Regions from separate parts of the Homo sapiens genome. Here regions 1 and 2 are each linked to region 3. The links are chromatin contacts, found by Hi-C or POLR2A ChIA-PET in ENCODE. All regions are on one chromosome and are shown on one strand. Each heading gives the region's core, a stretch centred on a gene start or an enhancer-like site at or near the end of the contact. The rest is flanking DNA. Distances are from core to core; before and after follow the strand shown.

What was found. Hi-C counts contacts between places; a loop is a spot of excess contacts on that map. ChIA-PET counts read pairs that join two places held with the same protein, here RNA polymerase II (POLR2A). Pooled maps may share reads with other maps.
Region 1: a map of ascending aorta shows a loop between it and region 3 (3-fold over the local background). The contact joins the promoter of FAAP100 here to the promoter of LINC01971 in region 3. A Hi-C loop is called at or near these places in 11 of 168 maps with a recorded cell type or tissue (B cell, CD4-positive, alpha-beta T cell, CD4-positive, alpha-beta memory T cell and 5 more), 15 of 37 single-sample maps with no recorded cell type and 21 of 50 pooled maps. POLR2A ChIA-PET finds 5 or more read pairs at or near these places in 11 of 52 experiments (AG04450, CD8-positive, alpha-beta memory T cell, Caco-2 and 8 more).
Region 2: a map of B cell shows a loop between it and region 3 (2.8-fold over the local background). The contact joins the enhancer-like site here to the promoter of LINC01971 in region 3. A Hi-C loop is called at or near these places in 4 of 168 maps with a recorded cell type or tissue (B cell, PC-9, dorsolateral prefrontal cortex and 1 more), 4 of 37 single-sample maps with no recorded cell type and 18 of 50 pooled maps. POLR2A ChIA-PET finds 5 or more read pairs at or near these places in 4 of 52 experiments (activated B cell, activated T-cell, activated naive CD8-positive, alpha-beta T cell and 1 more).

What each region holds. Positions count from the first base shown.
Region 1 is chr17:81,551,052-81,553,751 of GRCh38, forward strand. FAAP100 (FA core complex associated protein 100) reads right to left here and starts at 1,302. Exons shown (of 9, transcript NM_025161.6): 1 at 1,115-1,302; 2 at 877-1,001; 3 at 1-152. The coding sequence starts at 1,279. LOC124904085 (a long non-coding RNA gene) reads left to right here and starts at 1,308. Exons shown (of 2, transcript XR_007065947.1): 1 at 1,308-1,455; 2 at 1,991-2,700. RefSeq lists silencers at 869-968, 1,029-1,268, 1,409-1,568, 2,149-2,228, 2,239-2,308 and enhancers at 1,709-1,828, 2,358-2,700.
Region 2 is chr17:81,598,959-81,601,658 of GRCh38, forward strand. It overlaps NPLOC4 (NPL4 homolog, ubiquitin recognition factor), which reads right to left. Exons shown (of 17, transcript NM_017921.4): 9 at 1,383-1,469. Among named protein-coding and RNA genes, the nearest start is that of NPLOC4, 37 kb to the right of the region's middle. RefSeq lists an enhancer at 2,468-2,627. Within about 2 kb of position 1,371, at least 4 of the 41 ENCODE cell types and tissues checked have a DNase peak (open chromatin) inside an H3K27ac peak, as active enhancers do; they include dorsolateral prefrontal cortex, where a contact is called at or near this core.
Region 3 is chr17:81,480,148-81,482,847 of GRCh38, forward strand. It overlaps LINC01971 (long intergenic non-protein coding RNA 1971), which reads right to left and starts at 1,319. Exons shown (of 2, transcript NR_184097.1): 1 at 1,035-1,319; 2 at 378-778.

The DNA of each region.
Region 1 (2,700 bases), core at 52-2,551, 71 kb after region 3:
CAGGGCCCTGCACCAGGGTGACCAGCACACTGTCCAGCAAGGTGAACGCGCACAGCGCAGCATCGGGAAGGATGCAGGCATCGGGGTCCACAGGGATCACGGGGGAAGGCTGGTCACCGTCCTCGCTGTCCCTGTCATCCTGGCTCGTAGACCTTTGAGAACAGGGACGCACTGGTCAGGCCTGGGCAGGGTGGGATTCCCACGTTCTCTTCACAATAACCTGGCATGGAGTAGTCTGGCTCAGGGGTTCCCGCAGTGACCCCCAAGGCCGCTCAGCAGTCCATCTGCCACATGGCCTCCCACCTTCCCCACGAAGGATACTCTTGACAAGAAGTACCAGGCATCCAAAACCAGCGTGAACCGACACCTGTCAGCATAGAACCGTCAGGCTGAGGCCCAGGCTGCAAAGTGCACAGGCTGCCCCCTCTACAGCCTGGGCCGCGGTCAGCAGCTGCTGGCTCTGCACTGAAGACAGGCCTGGCTGCCCGGAGCTCGCTTCCTTCCAACCCAGATGGTGTCCACTGATCACTGACTCGGGGTCACGGTGCCTTTGCTGTCTCCTCCCTCCAATAAAGACCCAACCTCGGGGGCGTGTCTCACCAGACAGCACCGGGCCACCAGGGCCCAAAGGACAGGATCCCGCGCCCCGCCGTGGGCTTAACCATGTGAACCCCACTTACTAAGGACTGTGAGCAAGACACTTGCAGAAAGAGTGCTGGGGGCAGGGGCTCCAGATAATCGGGCAGGGATGGCGGCCGAGGCTTCAGAGCTGGCGGCAGCCCGGGTCCCCAAGCGCGATGAGGTGGGGCTGCTCGCTCTGAAGCAGTCCGGGGGCAGCAGGAGTGTGCGGGAGGGAGGCCGCGGGCCCGCCCTCACCTGCTCCTGCCCGGGTGGTCCAGCGACAGGCAGTAGAGGCCCCTCCGGGCGCACAGCGCGTACAGCAACCTGCGCGGCGCCAGCAGCTCCAGGTGCCACACCTGGTCGGGGAACCGGAACGCCGCCTGCGGACCGGGGCGCGGGTCAGGCCGACGCGACGCGCGGGCCCGCGGTCTTCATTTTCACGCGAACCGCCGCCCCCGCCCGGTCCCTCCCGCCCCCGCGGGCCGGCGCTCACGGTCAGCAGCCCGCCCTCCTGGTCGTACACGTAGACGAGCTCGCTCCCGGTGGACAGGAAGACCTCTGCCTCATGGCACAGCACGCGGGGCTTGCCCGCCGCCAGGCCCCCGAGAGGGCAGCAGAAGCCCGCCAGGTAGCGGACCCGCGGCGCGGCGCCGGCCATCGTGCGCGCGGGCCCGTCAGAGTGAGAAGCCCCGGCCGCGCGGCGGCGGCTCCGCCTCGGAGCGCTTTACGGCAGCCCGCTGTGCGGCGCGACCTCCGCCGTAAAGCGGTCGGCGGTGCCGGGGGCGGGCCGGAAAGGACGCGCTGCAGGGACTCCGGGAGCTGGGGCGGTCGCTGGTACCCACGGGGAGCAGGGGAGCCTTCCTAGGGGCCGCGGCACCGTGCCGCAGGTCGAGGTTGACCCGGCCGGGCTGGTGGGAGCCCTCGGCGGCTTCATGGCCCCGGCTGCTGCACGGGTTCCCCAGGGTGGGGAAGCGGGTCCTGGCCGAGCAGAGGTTGCTCTTGGGCGGGGCGTCTCCCCGGAGCAAGCGCTCAGCTACTCGGGCTTTTGCGTAAACGCCTCGATTCTCTGGGCTCTCGGAGAGCAGCTGGGTCCTGCCGGAGCGCACTCCAGCCGGGGTCGGGGTGGGGCAGCGCCGGCTCTTGTCGTCCTAGGGATGGGTCTCTGCCCTGTGCTCTGCGAGCCGCCCCGGCCGCCCCCGCGTTCAGGGCCCAGCGGAGTGAGCCAGCTTAGGTGGAAGTGCGTCCCTCCCTCCGTGGCTGAACACGTGGGGACAGGGAGTACACCAATGGGGTTTCTGGGTTGGGGGCAGAGGACAAGAAAATGACTGTGAGCCAGGGCAAGATACCTCCACCCTCTCCCTCCTGGCAGCTCTCCACTTCCTCCAGGAGAGAAGTACTGACCAGAGAACGCCCGTGGAGGGGCCTGCAGTACGGACACCTGCTCCATGCCCGGAAGAGAGCGGAAACCAGGCACACCATTCACAAGTAAATGACCAAGGAACCCCGCCCCCGGCCCGCCTCCCTCCGTTTAAGAAGCCAATCTGAAGAGCGCTAAGGCCAGACACCCTCGAGGGAGAATCTAGGGGCAGGGCTGCAAAACTGGGCTTGGAAGTTAGGCAGACATCGTGGAGTCCGGGTGCACCTGCTGGAGCACAAAGCACCACTTGCAGACATCCTGACCGCCCCCCTTTGAGGTTGGGGTGGGGACTGACCCCAAGGCAACGGGGATGTCTGATTCTGAATGTTGGGTTAGACAGACTCAAGTGCGGCACCTGGAGTCAGTTCCTTGCTCCTCTCTTCTCGCCAGGGCTGCTCTGAAGGTGTTTGGGCTGGAAATGCTGTCTTTGATGCTGGGGAGTGGGGAGAGGAGGGCCAGGTGCATCTCATTTGGCCTTCAGAGTCAGGAAGTCAGATGCCGCATCGTTGTGAATTTCCCCACAGGGATCCTCCGCTGGTCTTCTGACCGAATTTCCCCACAGGAATCCGCAGGTCTTCTGACTGCTAGTTTTAACCCTCTGAAGCCTTGTGAGTCACTCGCTCACACACACCAACCCCATCCAGTCCTCCCAGGCCATCTCT
Region 2 (2,700 bases), core at 121-2,620, 120 kb after region 3:
AATCAAAATCAAACTGAGAAAAATTAGGGCTTAGAAACTCATATTTTAGGCCAGGCACGGTGGCTCACGCCCATAATCCCAGAACTTTGGGAGACCAAGGCGGGTGGATCACCTGAGGTCGAGAGTTCAAGACCAGCCTGGCCAACATGGTGAAACATCGTCTCTATTAAAAATACAAAAATTAACTGGGCGTTGTGGCGGGTGCCTGTAATCCCAGCTACTTGGGAGGCTGAGGCAGGAGAATCACTTGAACCCGGGAGGCAGAGGTTGCAGTGAGCCAAGATCGTGCCACTGCACTCCAGCCTGGGTGAAAGAGCAAGACTCCTCAAAAAAAAAAAATAAAATAAAATAAAAAGAGAAACTTGTGTCTTGCAGAAAATTATTTAAGTAATTTCAAGATTATGAACTGTAAGATTATAACAAATTAGGTCAAAAAATTGGACCAATCTCTTTTAAACAAGAGAACTTCCAGAATTTGAACCCAAATATGCCCCTAAATCAAGATGCTGACTCCTTGTTAGAAACAGGATGTTTCTTTCCTAAAGACAGTAAAACTGTGTGGACTGCTCACTGACACTACTAGGTTTTAAGTCACATTTGCAGTCTCACCCGCTTCATCTGTAGAGAAGATTAAATAATCTAGAGATTATTTTTCATGGTCTGAGTTGATTAGGAAATAAAGGATAAAACATACTTATTAACATTAAACTCGTAAGATATGTTCAAATTCATGGCTCTACATTAATTTATTAAAATTGTTCCTGGGAACTGTATCAATGTCAGATAAACCAGATCAATAGAATAAAAAAGGAAATCCTTTTCTCATCTTCTAACTGTTCCATGAAACTAGGAAGAATTGTAGGCTCAGAGAGCTAAATTATAAACAGGAAATTAAATGATGATTGATGACGGAGCAGCAGAAGCTCCAAGTGCATGGCACAGAACATGAACACTGTCAATGGAATGTCAGCCTTGACTGTCCTCGGCTTCCAAGCTACATGAAGGGAGAGCTCAGGCAGAAGGGACACACATGCACAGAGGAGCCAGCAGGGGTGCGGCTGGGGTCTGTTTCCCACTTGAAGCAGTCCTCATGAAGTGTGGCTGGAAGGCTGAAATATAACAGCCAGATCTGCACTGGGATTTTTTTTTTTTTATGCTCAAGAAAATGTTCTCATTTTAGTTTAAGTCAGAGGAACATAAAGGTTATTGGTGCCCAACAAACATATGTGAAGTTTCAAAACATATAGTGCCTGCACCTGACCTTGTGCAGCCGGAGAGAGCCAGTACCCGACACAGCCCGGCCACTCTCCCAACTCCCCCTGGCCTGGATGCCCAACAGAGCCTGGCCACGCCCCCTGCTTGGCTGCCGGATGCCTCAGTACCTTCCGCAGGCCAAGTTTGGCAGCAATTTCATCGACCACTTCAGCTTTTGGATCCTCAAGAAGCTCCAAGCTGTTCTGTGTACCAATCTGCAGGGAATCAAAGGGAGAAGATGGACTTAGAGCAGAGGGCTCAGGAAGCAGCACCCCAAGCCCTTCCACTTCCAGCTCTAGGTCACAAGGAGTGCTGGGGGCCTCCTTGTCAGAAAGGAGAACTATAGCCACAGATAAAACACATGCGACACGCCTCCCGGCTTCTCTCCTTCTCGGGTTGTGCTGCACCTTTTACCAGGGCTGCAAAACATGTGGCATGCAGGGCCCAGCTGATGTGTGCTGCACAGCTCTGCATCAGGAGCACTCAGGACTAAGGCAAGGCAAGGTCTACACACTCTGCCTGTTTTAAAAGTTCCTTCATCAGGGAATTAAGTTACTTTCAAACTTCCTTGGATAAGTAGCTTCACTCCAAACAGGTTTGGCTAAATTAGGCAAGACTCAAACTGTAAGGTAACATCCATTCCCACAAAACAGCCTTGGAAAATCTGTGTGCCACTCCTGCAGAGACAATGCTTGGCTTCACAGCTAAGATACTCAGTTACAGGGACACTATGAACTCCACAGAGAGCGATGAGCTCACCAACCCTAAGGAAGGGAAAAGGTGTTCAAAAATCAACCACCTCCTTTCATCTGGCACAGGGCAGTCGATGAGTTGTAGCTTCGACTGGCTCCCATGCAACTGAAACCAACCACAGCACATCACTTCCCAGAGTGGACCAAGCTTACCGAAATCATTAATGTTCACTTAAATGTAGCTTGCGGGTCATTCAAAGGTATCATTCTATGCAGAAACCCCAGCCATAAGAATAGGAAAGGTAAAGGTAATCTCAAATTGAGTTACAGTAACTGGGCATATCCTTGTAAATTAGTGAAAATCTGGCAAACCACAAAGAAGTTTACGTTTGCTGGGTATTACCCATATGGAGGTCATTAATACCTCCAGAACGTAGGTTAAATCACAAACTCAGAGAAAAAGCTAAGGAAAAGGAGTTGTTTAATGACATGTGGCAGCATAAGCTGCATAAGCAAATTTTTGTGTGTGTATTTTTAGTAGAAACGGGGTTTTGCCATGTCAGCCAGGCTAGTCTTGAACTCCTGGCCTCAAGTGATCTGCCTTGCCCCTACAAAGTGCTGGGATTATAGATGTGAGCCACCACGGCTGGCCTCAATTATACTTTTAATAGAACCGTTGAGCTCTCCATGAAAGAGACCCTTTAAAAAAACTGAATCTGAATACTGTGTGCTTCGAAAAGCAGCATCCTGAGTA
Region 3 (2,700 bases), core at 69-2,568:
ATCCTCCTTCCAGATACAGGCCCCATGAAGGGGCAACAGCAAACAGGATCAGTCCCTGCCCTGGGGAATTACAGTCCCAGCAGTGGCTTGTGACAGCTGCCAAGATGGGCAAGCATTGGAGCATCCAGGAGGACCCCCAGGAAGAGGGCCTGAACAACACCGTGCACGTGCGCTGACACGGGGCATTCCTCGTCCTCAGTCCTGCCTCGTTTTGTGACTCATCACTTTCAGGATGGGAAACCCTCCAAGGAAGGTCCCCTTGGCTCTGGGGTGGCTCCTAGTGGATCTGCAAGAGGCGGGGCCCAGCCTGGTCGTGCCCCATCTTAGGCTGCCTCTGCATGGGCTACACATCCACAAAACAAAGCAAAACAGCAACATTTTCTACGATGCTTTTATTCACACTTCAAAACAGGTGCTGGACATCTTCCCATTGCCCCATGCCAGCCCCTGCTCTGTGCCCCGGGAAGCTGACTGTAGGTACAGGATCCATGGGGCCTCGTTGCTCCCTGGCCTCCACCTAGTTCAGCCAATGCGTAGCCGGTAGACAAGCCAAGCGGTCAGGAGGGGTGAGGTCAGTGTACAGCAGCAGCTCCTCCCTGCCGGGTCGCTGTGTCCCTCTCCAAGGTCAGGGCTCCTGGAGACGGCCTCTCCTGTGGCTCCAGCTGCCCTCCAGGTCTCAGGGGGTAACAGCTCCCCTTTGTTGCTGGCCCTGGGTACTGCACAGCTCTCCTTTAATTCACGTATTTTCCATTTATTCAATTCTCCTCAAATACCCTGTCTGAGGGTGCCATAAAAATGTAAGACTGTGTCAATTGCCCATATCAAAAAACATGCTTGTACGTTCCACTTGAAGTAGTTTGGAGGGGAGACTAATGGAAACTAGGGGGAGGCTAGCCCCCAAGCCTCCGCTGAGGCCACCGCTGTCTGTGTCCCGAGGGCCCTGGAGTAGGAGGTGTCAATGACGGACTCAATGAATGAATGAATTGATCCCACCACCACCAGCGGCAGGCCCGCCTCTTCCTTCCACAGCCCACCTTGGCCTCCCCGCCTCGCCAGGTGGCAAGGCCTTCGCTCCTGGTCCCTGAGCGCCGCTCGCTTCCCTCCCGCGTGGGCAGGGGGCAGCCGCGACGCCGGCCCAGCGCCTCCGAGCCGGGAACCGCACAGCACCCGGCGATGGCCCCGAGCCCCGCGCGCCCGAAGCCACGGCGCCGCTCGCTGGGGGCCTCGGGACGGCAGGGACGGCTGGGGGTGGCGCGGACCGCGTCCCCGAGGCGCGTAGCGCGCGATCGAACCACGCGCCCCGCCCGCTGCGGTCCTCTAACAGCCCCTCGCGCCGCCCCACGTGGGGCCGCACGGGCTGGCGGCCCCCTCACCCGATTGGCCGCCGCACAGCCAATCAGAGAGCGGAGGCGATAGCGGCCGCGCCGATTGGCTGCGGCGGGCCGGCCCGGGGGAGGGGGCGGGACCCCTTTTGTTCTCTCCGCACCTCCGGGTTCGCGCGACTGTGAGCGCCCCCGCCCCGGAGCAGGGGTCCGCGCTGGGGGTCCGGAGGGCGGGGGCGCGGCCCGACGCCCCACCCCCAGCTTGTTCACTGCCGCCAGGGCCCAGCGCCTGAAGCGCGGGTCCTTCGCTGGGACGAGCGCTTTCATCTCCGTCCCTCAGTTTCCCTCCCCTTGTCTTCTCCCTGTGTCCTGGGAGTTATGGGGAAGCTCAGCCCTTGGCAAATGAGCTTGGGACCTTCCTAAAACCTAAGCCAATGATAGGCCCGATCTTGCCTGAGAGGGGCACGTGAGAGACCCCCAAGCTGGAGAGGCAGATGTCCTGGTAACTCTAACCTGAGACCGTTTTCAGGGTGAGCCTTCTCCTAATCACGGCTGGGGCGTCTTCGTCCAAGGTGGGGCTGGATGGGGGTGGGCAGAGGCCCCCACAGTCACAGCCTGGCCAGCTGTGCAAATGCTCCCCTAAACCGTCCCCCGCTTCAGTCACTCAGCCAACCAATCAATCGCAGGGGCCTCCCTCTGGGGTGGAAAGTGGTGGCCCCAGGGACCAGGGACCTTCACAGGGAGAGAGGGCTGTGGTCCGGGCAGGGGCGTCAGGGGTTCAGCCTGGGTCTCCTGACCTCCAGGCCCACGTCTTCCCTTAGACAACACCTGAGAGCATCTCCCAGCGTGGCTGTGGCCACACACATCCCTGGGAGTAGGACGGGCCACCGCGCTGAAGCTGTGGATGCAGGGCTCCCAATCTGTAGGCGAGGGGCCTCTCCCCTGCAGGGGACAGGATCAGGACCCTGGGAGCCCTCAGTCCCCCTCCCAGCACTGATTACCTGGAAAACCCCCCGAGCCCAGGTTGATGAAGAAGGTGGGACCCTGACAGTGAGTGGCCTGAGCCTGGGATGGTAGCTTGACCTCATCTCCAAGGTCATCCTCCCAGACCTGGGAGTCTAAAAACATTAAATCCTTCAGAAGGACATATTTGCATCAGATCACTGTTCAGAACGCCACTGGTGCCATTCACGGAGCAGTCCCTGGGCTGAAGTGGCTGCTCTGGTCTGGTGAGCGGGGGCACCCACGCGAGCTCCCAGGCCCAGAGGCCTCCCCCAGATCCTGGTGTTAGTGGCCCATGGAAGGACTCCCAGCCCCAGAGGCTTGGCAGGTGTCTGCGGCTCCCCAGGGGTGGGGTGCTGGGAGGCTGACATCTGTG